Linked DNA regions of Homo sapiens: region 2 is linked to region 1. A link is an interaction called in ENCODE POLR2A ChIA-PET data of the cell type or tissue named here. Cell type or tissue: Caco-2. All regions are shown on one strand. Each heading gives the region's core, and the rest is flanking DNA. Links, peaks and the distances in the headings are about the cores only. Region 1 has its middle 29 kb from the start of SNX18. Region 2 has its middle 36 kb from the start of HSPB3.

The links. ChIA-PET counts read pairs that join two places held together with the same protein. Peaks named below come from ENCODE experiments on the same cell type or tissue, not always from the same donor. Only the 100,000 strongest peaks of a DNase experiment are listed, where the experiment ranks them.
Region 2: POLR2A ChIA-PET joins it to region 1 with 12 read pairs; 5 of 35 experiments call an interaction of 5 or more read pairs at or near these places.

The regions. Positions count from the first base shown.
Region 1 is chr5:54,486,002-54,491,397 of GRCh38, reverse strand. No RefSeq gene overlaps it. Among named protein-coding and RNA genes, the nearest start is that of SNX18, 29 kb to the left of the region's middle. In Caco-2, for the core only: a CTCF peak has its summit at 1,856 (motif pointing right); a DNase peak (open chromatin) is centred at 2,647.
Region 2 is chr5:54,416,883-54,422,278 of GRCh38, reverse strand. No RefSeq gene overlaps it. Among named protein-coding and RNA genes, the nearest start is that of HSPB3, 36 kb to the left of the region's middle. In Caco-2, for the core only: a CTCF peak has its summit at 2,448 (motif pointing right); no DNase peak of the experiment used is centred there.

The DNA.
Region 1 (5,396 bases), core at 116-5,115:
ATAACTAATTTTAATCAATATTTTATATATTTCAATTACATAGAAGTACAAACTTCAAAAAAAATTGCTTTGCTTGCAGAAGGGCTCTTGCTTTTCCTCCTTCTCCCCATCCAAATTCTATCTCATTCTTCAAGAACCAGCTTAAGTCCCACTTCCATGAAATCAATTCCTGTTGCTTCAGTCTACACCAAATTCTCATTTCTGGAAATGCTTTTATAGTAGGTTCACACCATAGAAGTTGGCGCTGAATGGCTCTTGTGTTTTGTGGGGTCTCTAAGTGTCTCCTCAGTAAATAGTTTGCCACTTCTGGCTGAGTTCTGAAAAAAATGAACCATAACCGGTAGTTGACCCCCAGAACCCAGGTTATTACCTTTATTATTGATGGAGGCAAATTGTAGGATATACTATAGAGTAAGGGCCAAACATACTTCCTAACTGCATTCAAAAATATGTGTCCTTTTCCTTGTGGGACTGCGCCCAATGCCACTTCACTCCAAGAAAGTTGCTCCACATCTTGCAGGGGAACAAGAATAGGGACATAAGAAGCCAGGCATATGTTTAAAAAAAAAAAAGTCCCCCTCCTGCAAACCAACAAGTGGAATGAAGGCCCATTCCTCTAGCAAGATCTTTCCATGTCAACTATAAATTCTTGAGGACAGGGCCTGGATTTTCAGCTTTGGATGCATTCTCTATAGTCCCTAGAATGGTATAGGTGCATAACATCTGCTCAATAATAATTCCAGGCTCTGTTCTAATCACTGTCTATATATTAGCTTAATCCACCATGAGAACCACCTATAAGGTAGCTGGTATTAACACTGATGTTTTATAGATGAAGAAACTGAGGCATCAATCTCTCATAGTCAACAAATGGTAAAGCTGGGATTTAAACCCAGTCTGGCTTCAGAGTTCATGCTCTTAACCACCATCCTATACTGTACTGATTGAATTTCACGAGCAGTAATGTTGGCAGAAATGGAGATTGTAAGAGTTCAGAAGCTGGATGGGAACCAGCCCTGCTAATGTCCAGTGAAGGCAAGCTCTGTAAGTAATAACTAGTGCTTAGACAATGTCATCAGTGAAGATCCTACAGCACATTTTCTTTTTACGACACTATCAGAAATTCTGCAAAATGATCCATTATGAACTACTCTATGTACTTGGAAAGAAGTTTATAATTCCACTTAAGGTACTACTGAAATAAATTTTAATGTAACATCTGGTCATTTGTGCAAAAATGAATCAAAATAGCTCATATTTGTCAAAAAAATCAAATATAATTTGATTTTTTTCTGGCTCTGATTTTTTTTTGAGACAGGGTCTTGCTCTTTCACCCAGGTTAGAGTGCAGGGGTGTGATCATGGCTAACTGCAGCCTCAACCTCCCAGGTTCAAGCAATCCTCCTACCTCAGCCTCCCAAGTAGCTGAGACCACAGGTACATGCCATCATGCCTGGCTAGGCTAATTTTTGTATTTTTGGTAGAAACGGGGTTTCACATGTTGCCCAGGCTGGTCTCAAACTCCTGGGCTCAAGTGATTTGCCTGCCTTGGCCTCCCAAAGTGCTGGGATTACAGGTATGAGCCACTTTGCCTGGCCCCGATTCTTTTGTTACTCATATGATTAAACTGCAATTTTTGGCATAACAGAAGGCAAGGACATTTTCCTTTATTTCATTGTTTTACAGAATGGCATGAAGGCTAAATTCTTATCCAAGTATTAATTACATTTGATCTCATAGCTTTACATTGCACTTCTGTGATCAATTTCAGGCTGAATCCTAAGTAAGGGAGAAAATGTATCGCCTTTAGGCATTTTGCCTGTTTACCACTAGAGGTCACTACCTAGTCTTTTATCTGTGAAAACCGAGGCCTAAATGTTCGTTTTGCTTCATTCATGTCATTCATGTTTATGAAGGAGAGGCATGAAAATTTGTTACAGCATGTCTCAGACTTATTGTGAAATTATCTAAAGTAGAAATAAGTTTCAAATCAAGCTGGTTAATCAGCTTTATTTGATGTTGACTACCATTGATTTAGGGCCTACTGTGGGCAGGTTCTGTGCTAGGTGCCTTATATATGTTGTCTCTGAATGCTGCAACATTATCCTCATTTTACAGATGAGGAAATTGAAGCTCAGCAAAGTCATAACATCACACAATTGCACAACAAGGACTTAATTCAGGTTGTGAACCCAGCTCAGGACTGGTAAATAAAAAAGGGAAACTTAGGCCGGGCACAGTGGTTCATGCCTGTAATCCCAGCACTTTGGGAGGCCAAGGCGGGCGGATCACATGAAGTCAGGAGTTCGAGACCAGCTTGGCCAATATAGTGAAACCCCGTCTCTACTAAAAAAAAAAAAAAAAAAAATTACCTGGGCGTGGTAGTGGGCGCCTGTAGTCCTAGCTACTTGGGAGGCTGAGGCAGAAGAATCACTTGAAATCGGGAGGTGGAGGTTGCAGTGATCCGAGATCGCACCACTGCACTCCAGCCTGGGTAACAGAGTGAAACTCTGTCTCAAAAAAAAAAAAAAAAAAAAAAAAAGATTAAAAAAAAAGAAAAGAAAAGAAGAATTAGCCAGGCATAGTGGTGCACACTTGTAATCCCAGCTACTTGAGAGGCTGAGGTGGGAGGATTGCCTGAACCTAGGGGGCAGAGGTTGCAGTGAGCTGAGATTGCACCGCTGCACTCCAGCCTGTGTGAGGCTCTGTCTCAAAAATAATAGTAAAGTGAAAAGGAGAAATTTCCAATGATGCCTGACCTGAAAAGAGGTCCAAGAATATTTATTCTACCTTGTAAGACATTTGGCAATTCACCATGATGATGGGTGGGTTAAACAGAGTTGAAGAGGAATACTATTAACAACTCTAAATGGAATTTACAGCTAAACAGATTCTAGCAAAACAGCCATCTAGCTGCACTAGAAATTTCATTTTAATTCGATTAAAGCTAATTTGTCCCCACATTTTTTATTTAAATGTAATTAGTGGATAATTTAAGGCGTCTGATGTTACAAGACGTTTTAGCTAATAAAGGAGCTGTGTTTCTGCCTTAGACCTTCATCTTTCTTAGGTGATAAAGGTATAAGTGTCCATGCCTAGGAAAGAGACCATGTTTACATATGTCTATGGGTCTTGATAGTACATTTTCTGGCATAAAATTTTGTTGTAATGACTTTCTAGTTTTTTTTTTATTTTTTCTATTTTTTTTTTTTTTTTTTTTTTTTTGTTAGAGATGTGAGGTCTCACTACGTTGCCCAAGCTGGTCTCAAACTCCTGGGCTCAAGCAATCCTCCCACCTTGGCCTCCCAAAGCGTTGAGATTACAGGTGTGAGCCACTGCTCCTGGCCCTGTGACAACTTCCTGTCTTTCCACAAACATGGCTGCATTTGGCAGTGCAGTGTCACACTAAATAATGACTCCATTGAAGTGGATCAGACATGTACTTTGTGCCATCAGTGTTAATAAACATCAGTTCTAGTATTGTGCTGAATCTGAACCTATTCACTGAGATCATAATGAGCTTAGAATTATTCATTATAATGCCCTTGTATTTCCTGGTCTAGGGCTGTTTAATAAGATACTACTTTCATCTGAGGAGACGAATAAAATTTCAGTCCTGACTACACCAATTACATGCTTTTTTAAAAAAAGACAATAAAATTAATGCTGCATGAAACACATCCTACCCTAAAATAAAACTACTTAAACCTTGATCTTCAAGGATTTGAATAAAAAGCATACTATCACTGAGGGTTCTTTTGTATACAGGACCAAGAATTATATTTGTTCTGCAACTTTAGCCTACCAATGTATTATTATTATTATTATTTTTAAAGAGATGGGGTCTCACCATATTGCCTAGGCTGGTCTTAACTCCTGAGCTCAAGCAATCCTCCCAACTTGGCCTCCCAAAGTGCTGGGATTACAGACATGAGCCTCCACTCCCAGCCCCATGTATTAAGTTTGTGAAAAAAAAAAATCTGGGGGTAAAAACATACCTGGAGACTTTACATATTCCACACACTCATTTTATTTTATTTTATTTCATTTTTATTTTGTTTGTATACATTCTTATAATTTCAATTTTTTTTATTATACTTTAAGCTCTAGGGTACATGTGTACAACATGCAGGTTTGTTACATATGTATACATGTGCCATATTGGTATGCTGCACCCACTAACTTGTCATTTGCATTAGGTATTTCTCCTAATGCTATCCCTCCCCAATCCCCCCACCCCACGACAGGCCCTGGTGTGTCCACAGGCCCACCTATGAGTGAGAACATGTGGTGTTTGGTTTTCTGTCCTTGTGATAGTTTGCTCAGAATGATGGTTTCCAGCTTCATCCATGTCCCTACAAAGGACATGAACTCATCCTTTTTTATGGCTGTATAGTATTCCATGGTGTATATGTGCCACATTTTCTTAATCCAGTCTATCATTGATGGACATTTGGGTTGGTTCCAAGTCTTTGCTATTGTGAATAGTGCTGCAATAAACATACGTATGCATATGTCTTTATAGCATCATGATTTATAATCCTTTGGATATATACCCAGTAATGGGATGGCTGGGTCAAATGGTATTTCTAGTTCTAGATCCTTGAGGAATTGCCACACTGTCTTCCACAATGGTTGAACTAGTTTACAGTCCCACCAACAGTGTAAAAGTGTTCCTATTTCTCCACATCCTCTCCAGCACCTGTTGTTTCCTGACTTTTTAATGATTGCCATTCTAACTGGTGTGAGATGGTATCTCATTGTGGTTTTGATTTGCATTTCTCTGATGGCCAGTGATGATGAGCTGAATTCTACCAGAGGTACAAAGAGGAGCTGGTACCATTCCTTCTGAAACTATTCCAATCAATAGAAAAAGAGGGAATCTTCCCTAACTCATTTTATGAGGCCAACATCATTCTGATATCAAAGCCTGGCAGAGACACAACAAAAAAGAGAATTTTAGACCAATATACCTGATGAACATTGATGCAAAAATCCTCAATAAAATACTGGCAAACCGAATCCAGCAGCACATCAAAAAGCTTATCCAACACGATCAAGTTGGCTTCATCCCTGGGATGCAAGGCTGGTTCAACATATGCAAATCAATAAACATAATCCATCATATAAACAGAACCAAAGACAAAAACCACATGATTATCTCAATAGATGCAGAAAAGGCCTTTGACAAAATTCAACAGCCCTTCATGCTAAAAACTCTCAGTAAACTAGGTACTGATGGGACGTATCTCAAAACAATAAGAGCTATTTATGACAAACCCACAGCCAATATCATACTGAATGGACAAAAACCGGAAGCATTCCCTTTGAAAACTGGCACAAGACAGGGATGCCCTCTCTCACCACTCCTATTCAACATAGTGTTGGAAGTTCTGA
Region 2 (5,396 bases), core at 243-5,242, 69 kb after region 1:
TTTCCATCAGTTTCTGAGGTAGTCATTATTTGAAGGCAGCAACTCTGGAGGGTAGCTGATTGCCGAGTCTTCAGGAAAGCATTAGAGGAAAACACACCCCATCTGTAGATGATAAAGTCTTAAAACAACGTGGTAAGTTGATTACTGATTATTTTCAAAGTGAAAGGCCTGATGAGCGTTCATAGCAAGAATAATGCAACTGACAAGAAAGTTTGGTTATTTCTGTGGCATGCAAAATAAAAGTTTTAGACAAAATGTCTATAGGGACAACTAGCCAATTTTCAATGTCTACAAGGACTATGATTAGCCAGTTTTCCATGTCAGTATGTGTTACAATTGATTAAAAAGAATGAAAATAATTTTTACATGTAATAATCTTGAGACAAAATATACCAAGAGTATGTTAAGACTATACCAATATGAATATTTCAAGAATATCAATTAGAGATTCAGCAAGTCTAGAGTGAGTCCTAAATATCTACATTTTAGTAAAACTTCACAGCTAAGTCTAACATGCATCCCCAGTTAAAAACCACTGGCCAAGAAGCTGCTAGTTTCAAATTAAATAAGTAATTTTGTGGCCAAGTTTCATATAATAAAATGATGACTGATTACCCTATAGGGTTTTTGACTGACATCATCAGACAACTACAACTGATAAGTATAGGAAACCTCATCAGAATTATTTCATATTATTTCAGTGTTTTCCTTGAGGTTCAAATATATTAAAAATAAAGGCATCGGCAAATCTCCGGGGACTTTTCATGAAGCACAGAATTTCTAAAGTGTTACATTGGTAACATTTTACCTATGCAAATGTGCAAGATTTAACCCACCTAAAGAAAACAGCATGATCGGTTCTTGCTCTCCCCCTCCCCCTCCCCCTCTCCCTCCCCCTCCCTCCCTCCCTCTCCCTCTCCCTCTCCACGGTCTCCCTCTGATGCCCAGCGGAAGCTGGACTGTACTGCTGCCATCTCTGCTCACTGCAGCCTCCCTGCCTGATTCTCCTGCCTCAGCCTGCTGAGTGCCTCCGATTGCAGGCGCGCGCCGCCACGCCTGACTGGTTTTCGTATTTTTTTGGTGGAGACGGGGTTTCGCTGTGTTGGCCGGGCTGGTCTCCAGCTCCTAACCAAGAGTGATCTGCCAGCCTCGGCCTCCCAAGGTGCCGGGATTGCAGACGGAGTCTCGTTCACTCAGTGCTCAATGTTGCCCAGGCTGGAGTGCAGTGGCGTGATCTCGGCTCGCTACAACCTCCACCTCCCAGCCGCCTGCCTTGGCCTCCCAAAGTGCCGAGATTGCAGCCTCTGCCTGGCCGCCACCCCGTCTGGGAAGTGAGGAGCGTCTCTGCCTGGCCGCCCATCGTCTGGGATGTGAGGAGCCCCTCTGCCCGGCTGCCCAGTCTGGGAAGTGAGGAGCGCCTCTTCCCGGCCGCCATCCCGTCTAGGAAGTGAGGAGCGTCTCTGCCCGGCCGCCCATCGTCTGAGATGTGGGGAGCGCCTCTGCCCCACCACCCCGTCTGGGATGTGAGGAGCGCCTCTGCCCGGCCGCGACCCCGTCTGGGAGGTGAGGAGCGTCTGTGCCCGGCCGCCCCGTCTGAGAAGTGAGGAGCCCCTCCGCCCGGCAGCCGCCCCGTCTGAGAAGTGAGGAGCCCCTCTGCCCGGCGGCCGCCCCTTCTGGGAAGTGAGGAGCCCCTCTGCCAGGCCACCACCCCGTCTGGGAGGTGTACCCAACAGCTCATTGAGAACGGGCCATGATGACAATGGCGGTTTTGTCGAATAGAAAAGGGGGAAATGTGGGGAAAAGATAGAGAAATCAGACTGTTGCTGTGTCTGTGTAGAAAGAAGTAGACATAGGAGACTCCATTTCGTTCTATACTAAGAAAACTTCTACTGCCTTAGGATGCTGTTGATCTATGACCTTACCCCCAACCCGGTGCTCTCTGAAACACGTGCCATGTCCACTCAGGGTTAAATGGATTAAGGGCGGTGCAAGATGTGCTTTGTTAAACAGATGCTTGAAGGCAGCATGCTCGTTAAGAGTCATCACCACTCCCTAATCTCAAGTACCCAGGGACACAAACACTGCGGAAGGCCGCAGGGACCTCGGCCTAGGAAAACCAGAGACCTTTGTTCACTTGTTTATCTGCTGACCTTCCCTCCACTATTGTCCTATGACCCTGCCAAATCCCCCTCTGCGAGAAACACCCAAGAATGATCAATTAAAAAAACAAAACAAACAAACAAAAAAAAACAGCATGATCTTCTCTCTGTAGGTAATGAATGAATAATACAATTTTAAAGTTAAGAATTACTCATATTGCTTAGTAACAAAAACAAAATCCAATTTATGTTAATACATTGAAAAATAGATACAAAGTTAATATTCAACACAAAAAAAGTGAGTTCTGCGTTAGATCTCTGCAGAGCTGCCACTAGAGGGCACTATAAACAGATTACAGAATAAATCCCCTGGACCTTGTCTTTTTTGGTACAGAGCTTGACTGTTGAATCTTAAACTGTTAGTAACAGTAAGAAGGTACACATCTTTGAGACTTGGTGAATGTGTAACCTCATATCTAGTTGCCACACCAGCTCCATGGATATTATTTAGGGGATTTCTGCCAGGGATGGAGGTGCAGAAAGTCATGTTGGAGGACTCCCTCTTGTGCAACATTAAACTAGAGCCTTCACCTCAGGCTTCAATTACTTTAATAGCTTTTCAAATATTATACTACATATATAATATAGTATAATATATCTATATTTCCTTATTAAACCTTAGGCTAAGTACACAAATGTATATTATTCTCTAATTTTCTATTGCATTATATATGTATATAACATATGTATACATTATATATATATAATTATATATATTATATATTAACATTATATATATAATATATATTATATATTATATATATTGTATATTATATATATTATATATATTGTATATTATATATATTATATATATTGTATATTATATATATTATATATATTATATATTTTTATATATTATATATATTATATATATTATATATTTTTATATATTATATATATTATATGTATATTATATAATATACATATACTATATATGTATATTATACATGTATACTATGTATAATATATACATAGTATACATATACATATATTATATATAATACAATAGCAAATTAGAGAATAATATACTTATTCTCTAATTTATGTACTTACCCTAAGGTTTAATAAGGAGATATAGATATTTGCTTCAGATACAATCATGGGTTGCTTAACAACAGAAACTTATTCTGAGAAATGCATCGTTAGGTGATTTCATCATTGTGTGAACATCATAGAGTGTACTTATACAAACCAAAATAGTAGAGCCTACGACACACCTAGGCCACATGGTGTAGCCCATTGCTCCTAGGCTACAATCCTGCACAGCATGTTACTGTGCTGAATACTGTAGGCAATTTAACAGTGGTATTTGTATATGTAAATATATCTAAACATAGAAAAGGTACAGTAAAAAGACAGTACTATAATCTTATGGGACCATGTCATATGTGTAGTCCATTGGCCAAAATGTTATCATGTGGTATACGATTGTATTTTTAAGAAATAAAAGACTCTACAGATACAACAAAAGGCTTTTGAACGCTCTCTCAGTTCTATTGCTTCCCTCCCTCTCTGTTTAACAATTTCAGATTAAACCACTATTTTGAAATTGATATGTGTACTTCCCACCCTATGTTTAATATCTACACTACATAGAAGGAGGTACTGTTCATATTATGTTCTATTGTTATGTTCCAAGGGACATTGTTCTTTCCTTCCATTTGGATTGTTTTCTTGATCCTTGCTACTGATTTGGAAATTTTTTGTTTTCTTTCTACTCTTTTAGTATATATTTTTGGGCTAGTAAACATGTTACATCATTTAATGACCTCAGAGTCTTAAATATGGTCTTCCCTACTCCCATTCTTCATGTCATCTATCATTTGTTCTTTTGTTTTTTCATCATTACTCATCACCTATAAATATTTTTGCCTTATGTTTGAGTGTTGGTAGTGGGAGGAGCATCTCTCTCCATCAGCTCAATTCACTGGGTTGTTGTAATTCCACAGATAACCTTCTAATTGGTCTTCTCTCCAACCCACTGAACACCACTAATTTTTGTGAAGTATAGTTTTTTCATTATACCTCTTTACCACCTGTGAACATTATACTACTTTCTAGCTCAAGTGCTCATTTATTATGTTTGGAACCATATAATATGTCCCATCCTATCCTTTCTAACTTGTCTCACTGTTTCCAACATGAATCCCCTAGTCTAGATCATGATCCTTCCTCACTGGTCCACAATACCCTGTGTTGATTGATACACTTGTGCTTTTTATTATGCCTATAGGCAATTCTTTCTCTTCTTTTTCTCTATCCTAATCCTATATTTCTTCCTAAATCTGTTTAAGGTCCAGTTTGTGAGAGAGTCTTATCCTAGTTACTCCATATCTATTCATCTTTATCTCTTTTCTCATCTTTTAAGACTCTAAAAGTCTATAATCCAATTTTACATTGATCATATCATCTTTTTTAAACCCTATTTTTTTTAAAGGATCAGTCCCTCTTGATTAGAAAACAGAGTTGGTTGTTTATTGGTTGTTTCGTTTAACTGACAGATACAATAAGTATTTATTAATTTGAGTTCAATTTTAAAACACTTTAGCAATTAAATACAAAACATTTGTATTCTGTTTGTAGAGAGTTTACTGGGCGAGCTCTGTCAGTGATTTCCAATTAAATCAGGGCTATCTCCCTTCCTTGTTAATTTACATCACTGTTACAGTCATTCAGATATCAAGTGAGAATGTATGCACAAGTTTCTGTGCTGTGAATCATGGAGAAAGGCAGAGACACTGGTTACAAAAGCCCACCTATCCATTAAATGTCACACACAAGAGGTGGTAGAATTTGGACTCAGACTGTCTCAGTTTGAATCTCAGTTCAACCACCTCCTGGCTATATGACCTTACCAAGCTCTTATTCTCCATGCCTTAGTTTGATGTATAAATAAAGACAAATGGCCAACCTCCTGGTGCAGTGTTCACTGGGAAACACTAATGGATACAGGAAAATAAATACAGTATGCCACCCTCCCCCATCTGAGTTTTCACTTGCTATGAACAACCACAGTCCAAAAATATTACATACAATAAGATATTTTGAGACAAACAATGTTCACGTTAACTTTTATTATAGTATGTTGTTATAATTCTTCTATTTTATTATTAGTTATTGTTATTAGTCTCTGCCTAATCTATTATATAAATTAAATTTTATCATAGGTATATATATGAAAAAACATAGTATATGTAGGGTTTGGTATTATTTATGGTTTCAAGCATCCACTGGGGG